Linked DNA regions of Mus musculus: region 2 is linked to region 1. A link is a loop called in an ENCODE intact Hi-C map of the cell type or tissue named here. Cell type or tissue: gastrocnemius. All regions are shown on one strand. Links, peaks and the distances in the headings refer to the core of each region. The heading gives the core; the rest is flanking DNA.

Evidence for each region. Hi-C counts contacts between places; a loop is a spot of excess contacts. Peaks named below come from ENCODE experiments on the same cell type or tissue, not always from the same donor. Only the 100,000 strongest peaks of a DNase experiment are listed, where the experiment ranks them.
Region 2: a loop joins it to region 1, with 2.0 times the contacts of the local background. A loop is called at or near these places in 1 of 42 quality-filtered maps.

What each region holds. Positions count from the first base shown.
Region 1 is chr2:52,423,106-52,426,011 of GRCm38, reverse strand. Arl5a (ADP-ribosylation factor-like 5A) reads left to right here and starts at 1,138. Exons shown (of 6, transcript NM_182994.2): 1 at 1,138-1,422. The coding sequence starts at 1,377. It overlaps A430018G15Rik (RIKEN cDNA A430018G15 gene), which reads right to left and starts at 1,000. Exons shown (of 3, transcript NR_165461.1): 1 at 857-1,000. In gastrocnemius, for the core only: a CTCF peak has its summit at 1,664; DNase peaks (open chromatin) are centred at 472, 1,089 and 1,510; H3K4me3 peaks cover 2,500 bases; H3K27ac peaks cover 2,500 bases.
Region 2 is chr2:52,496,925-52,499,830 of GRCm38, reverse strand. All of the region lies in intron 2 of Cacnb4 (calcium channel, voltage-dependent, beta 4 subunit), which reads left to right. Among named protein-coding and RNA genes, the nearest start is that of A430018G15Rik, 73 kb to the right of the region's middle. In gastrocnemius, for the core only: no CTCF peak of the experiment used is centred there; DNase peaks (open chromatin) are centred at 514 and 1,409.

The DNA of each region.
Region 1 (2,906 bases), core at 305-2,804:
AGAGTATAGTGCTTCATTTCATGTGGCTGTTGAGGATAAGGTCGGGAACAGCTCGAAAGGGCCTTTCACAAGTCTCCCACATTTTTCCGTCTCTGCCTTTTTTTTTTCCCTCCCTTTTACAAACTTAAAGAGGATAGAAAGAGATGATGCTGATTCTACTCTTTTTGTTTGTTTATGTGTGTGGAAGAAGTAGACAACCCCAGTTTCTCTTTGAGTCAAAACTATCACAGTCGTCAGTTAACCTCAGGAATCGACCCTGTTCCTACATCAGGAATATGGAGATCTAGAGTCTACCTGTTTAGCTAAAGGGAACTAAAGTAAACAAAAACAAAACACAGGCAAGAACTCTTCGTTCGGATCAAGTTCGCCAGCGATTACTTATATTTTACTTTTCAGCCACTTATCCTGCGGGGAGTGGGGGTGGGGGTGCGCAGGGGCGCAGAGCTGGACACTCGCATACCAGGAGGCACAACTGTTTAAACTTTAGGCAAGCAGCAGAATGAAGAGCACAGACAGCATTTGGCCATCTATTTAACATGATGGTGACTCCTGAATGAGAGAAAAAGACGATCATATCGTGAAGACCAGTGAGTTTCTTGTCTACAGTCTTTTTGGACTCAGCTCAGACGGCTTTTGTGCCTTAAGATTTTTAAACCGGGGAGATACTTAAGGAAAAGTGTTCTAGCCAAGAGTGGCCTGAGAGCAGAGGGAGATTGGAGAGGGAAGAGCGCTGAGAAGCAAAGGTAGAAGTACGAAAAACCGCAGCGACAAAAAAAAAAAAAAAAAAAAAAAAAATAGGCCAATGATTTCTGCTGCTTGTCAGGGAAAATAGGCTCTAAAGAGACTTAAAGCTTACCATCGTCGGGGTCCAAACCTGGCACTTTTGGAGTTGAGTATGGTTACATATTTGCATTGTGACTTAGAAACAACCTCAAATCCCCGACATTGGCGCGCCTAAAGCGCCGCAGCCTTCCTTCCACTGACCCTCCGCGCCGCAGAGGCCTCCCAGCCCCTCGCCCCGCCTCCAGCCCCCTTGCCCCGCCTCCAGCTCCCTCGCTCCGCCTCCGGGCACGGCGCCTGCGCAGTCCCCTCGCTCCGCCCCGCCCCTGCCCGAGCCACCGCCGGAGAGGAGCTGGGGGAGGACGGTGGCCCGCGAGGTTCGAGCAGACAACGCGGCGGCGATGTCCGCGAGCCAGGCGAGCGCCGCGGCGGTAGCGGCGGGGCCTCGCGCGTGGCTGGGCGGCCTGGGCTGCGGCCTCCCCGCGGGTCCCTGGAAGCGGGCGCGCGGCCGGCGCGGGAGCAGAGGCGGAGGCCCCGGCGCGTCCTTCTGCCCCGCAGCCTGAGCCCGGGAGGCTGGAGGGCTCCGCTGCCCGAGGATGGGAATTCTCTTTACCCGGATCTGGAGGCTGTTCAATCACCAGGGTGAGGCTGGGCCGGGCGGGGAGGTCCCGGCCCTTGTCGGGCAGGAGGGTCGCCTTTGTCTCCGGGGAGCTGGGGAGAGGTTCCTCCCGCCATACACCCATTTCTCCGATTTGATCGCGAGCGCAAAAGGTGCCCTGCCCCACGCCGAGGGCCCAGCGCGCTGCCTGGCCTGCTTCCATCCCCGTCGCCTGCCCGCAATTGTGTTTGGGCCGCACGGGCAACAGCTGGGGTTCTAGAGTGAGGACCGAGGGCCCTGACCCTAGCGGCGCCACCGAGCCCACGGCTTGCAGAATGCGGAAAACTGGAACTAGTGCTGGATCCGTCTGGTTCGCTTTGGGGGGTGGGGGTGGGGGTGGGGGTGGGGGGGATGGGCGGGGAGACCCTCGCTGCGGAATAGTGATGGAGTGTCTCTCCTTTGCGCCGTTTGTCTCAGTGGTAAAGGTCAAGCCTAAGGTCGTTTTCTTTCTTAGGTTATTAGAAGGTTTTGGGTTTTGTTTTGTTTTGTTTTGTTTTTGGCCCTTGTTAAAGTGTTTCGCTGAAAGCTTTTAAAAGCCTGCCTCGGGAGGCAGGCTTCATTAGCATTAGGTAACTAGCAGGTTACTGTGTTAAGTTCGCCTAAATGCAGACATTTGCCACGGAAAGGCATAGGGGATTTATTAAAAAAAAAAATTACAAAATGGGTGTGTGATACTGGAGAGAATATGGTCCTAACAGAACTACATAGTTACTGAAATGAAATATAGTGCTTTTTTTTAAAAAAAGCTCTACTTGCAGTTCATTCCATCTGTCAAGCACGTACAGTTTTTCTCTTGTATAAGCTGGTAGCGTTGTCGCACCCCCACTTTTTCCAGTTAAAACTTAATGAACGGTGGCGCCTACTATTTAGAAGGAGCAGTTGCCGGGCTTGCTCCTCCTCTGGGATAGAGCTGGTTTTATGGGACTTGTAATCCCTAGTGGGTTCTGCTTTTTTTAATAATAATTTTTTTAAAAATGATACCTAAGATAACGGTACTAAATGAAGTGGAAGGCAATAAAGAGGATATTTCCATTAGCTCTGTCTGGTCAGCAGAGAACGTGTGACGGGGTAGTGGTTTCTAGTGGCTTCATAATTCTGTGGGTTTAGATACTCTCACCTAGCACAGGAGGGATTTGTGGGGTCTACAGTTTTTGAATATTTAATCTCTAGGTTTGAAGTACTAAAGGTTACATTGTTGTAGAACTGGTGATATTTGTGTGGGTAATAAGTGTTCTTATTCTAGTTCTGTCCTCTACAGTCTTGAATTTAGTGAGACTAGTGTTTCAGTTCTGCTTTGGTTTAGAAAGACCTTTTGCTTTAAAGTGTCTCTGGTACTGGTCTCACTTTCTTCTTTGAGTCAGTGACCAAACCGTTGCTGTAACTTAAAAAATGAATTAGAACTTTAAAAGAAACTCACCTAGTTGCACATGATAGCAGGAATGCATTGGTAGCAGCACAGATCTTGTGC
Region 2 (2,906 bases), core at 238-2,737, 74 kb before region 1:
CAATTCCATTATGCCCAGTGTGTGATTCCGTGCTTAATGCATATTTTGACTGGCTGAATGCCTGCTATATTAAACAAAACTAATGCACAGCTGTATGGCAACAGGAAGACATGGGCCATGTCTGTTCTGGCAGAGAAAGTAAATTTGAGGTATATATCTTAGGGAGAAAACTATAGCACCTGTATTTCCCTACCCTGCCTATCCTGGGTTTTGTTTCCAAACATTCGTTTCTGCCATGTTGAGAAGGGGAGGTACAATGGCGGTACGGTGGAGCTCCCGGTCAGCTCCCAGAATGCTTTCCGAGTTGTGCACAATGCGTGTAGACGAGAAGAGCAAGCAGAGTACACCAGAGCTTGGTTCAGATCCCAGCGCAGCCTCCTCACTCTGCCTCACGACTTCCGACTGTGTGCTTATCTCGGACTGAGCTTTGATCAGTCTTCTGACCTACTTATTCTTTTTTAGCCCATTGCCAATACATTTTAGACTCAAGTTCACCATGGGGTCGTTTGGAACTTCAAAGTTAGACCCCAGAGCAGATGGACATCCCACAGAGAGTCAGCCAGTCTTGCTAAAGCCTTCCAAATGGGCAAGTCACCTTTTAATCCAGTGTGGCTTCATTCTTTCACAACGGGGCACTATTCCGGACATCTGAGGACTGTTGACTGACGGTGGGTGAGAATCCACATTCAACCTGTCTTCTTATTGACGTGTTTGTGCCAAAGGCAAGCTGAGTTCCGTTAGCTGATTGTTGCGAATCTGACAGCATAAGTAGCTTTCCAAATGACTCCTCTTAACTTTGAACAAATAACTTGCTCATTAAGACAGGGTGGCATTTAAGTGCCAGAGTCTCTGAACTTTGGGACTCTTGGTTTTTCATGCCAGATCCTTTTCCTCTGGGCCTGTCCTGTGGACTGTAGCACATTTGCAACATCCTTACTTCTACCAAGCATCTTGTATTATTATTTCTTCTTCCTCTTCTTCCTCTTCTTCCTCTTCTTCCTCTTCTTCCTCTTCTTCCTCTTCCTCCTCCTCCTCCTCCTCCTCCTCCTCCTCCTCCTCCTCTTCTTCTTCTTCTTCTTCTTCTTCTTCTTCTTCCTTCTCCTCCTCCTCCTCTTCCTTCTCCTTCTCCTTCTCCTCCTCCTCCTCTTCCTTCACCACCCCCCCCCCCCGCTGTCATTCCTACCCAACTTCACATGTTCATATTTTTAAACCCACAAAGTCCACTGAGAGCTGCCTGTCTGTGTATGGATGTATAGCCACCTACCCTGGATCATGGGTAGCCTCTCAGAGGCTACATTCTTGAACAATACTGACATCTCCCACCCGCCCCCCCCCCCTGCAGCCATCAGTTGCCAATGGCTCCTCAGATAAGGGTGGGTCTCCCTGAGCCCCTCCCCCTTGGGGATAGGATTTTGGCTGGCATGATCTCATATAGGTCTTGTGCCTGCTATCCTTGAAAATCTCCCCTTGACTGTCTGTCTCCCCATGGGTTGACCCAGATTTCTGTGCCGTGATCTTTGTAACTCTTTCATCACTTGTAACCCTTCCTTCCTTGGTTCCCAGGGTCTTCCGCATCCCTTCATGTGGCTGATCCCTGCGACCTAGCAAGGCTAAAGGGTGCCAGGGAGGTACTTGGGAGGCCGATTTTAGCAGCCCTGTCCTGAGAATGCCTGCTCAGGTATTCTGAGTGGCCTTAACCATCCCGACTGTTGCAGCAAGACTAAAACCTCCCTTCTCTATCATCAGGCAAAAAAAAAAAAAAAAAAAAAAAAAAAAAAAAAAGCACAACTTCTCTTTGCCTTCAAAATGGTCCCTCCATGGTGTCTGCTTTCAAACTTCCCAAAGTGCTCAAGTTCACCACCTTGCCCTAAATACATCACTTTTTATCCTGTAAGGCCTGGAACATGGATAGCAGCAGCAAATGAGCACCTTATTTTCTGCCGTTAGTGCCCGGTGCGCCTGGAAAAGTCCTTTGCTGAAAGGCGGCTCTCCTGGTGCCTTGTGCCTGTCTCCCTATGCCTTCCTTGCTCGGGCTTCTGGAGCAGCAGGTGCCGTCTTTACTTCCTCATCTGCAGTCCTTGTTTCTAACCCAGACCACCAAAGCCCCTTGAGGAGGATTTGAGGACTTTTGATCCACCCATGAGCCCTCTGAAACACAAGTGCATGATGCTCTTTATTGCTGGGTCCAGTTTGCTATTTCTCTGTCTCAGTTTCTTTTAATTAAAAATGGTGCGCTGACCTGATTGAAGTATTCTTAGCCTTAACCTCAACTCATAGCTGTGGTGCGTTTGAAGCAGCGCTTGACTTGATGGCTTCCCTGGCCTGTCTGTCACACGTGGAATGAAGGAGACAAAATGGCAAAAATGGCTGAGATGTTGGATTGGAGCAGCTTTATTCAGGATCTATTAGTATTTGAGTTTTAAAAGCATATACTCAAAGTAATAATGCTATCCTGAATCTCAGGGATTATAAAAGAAATCAGAGAACACTGGTGAAATCTGATAAATGCTTGAGATTTTATTAAAAATGAGGATCCAGGGCTGGAGAGATAGATGGCTCAGCAGTTAAGAGCACTGGCTGCTCTTCCAAAAGACCTAGATTCAATTCCCAGCACCCATGTGGCAGCTCACAACTGTAACTCCTGTCCTAGGGACTCTGATACCCTCACACAGACACATGTGCAGTCAAATCACCAATGTGCATAAAATAAAAATTAAATTAAATTAAATTAAAAAATAATAATAAATGAGAAGCCAATATCATTTTTTAAAGTTGTGATATGTGAGACTTGGTTATCTAAGGTGTCTAACGTTACAGGAGGGGAATCTAAAATTATTCAGAAATAAAAGGTTTATTTTTAGTGATAGCAAATATTTCTCTCTAAGGTGACTTGGGCCACTTCTATT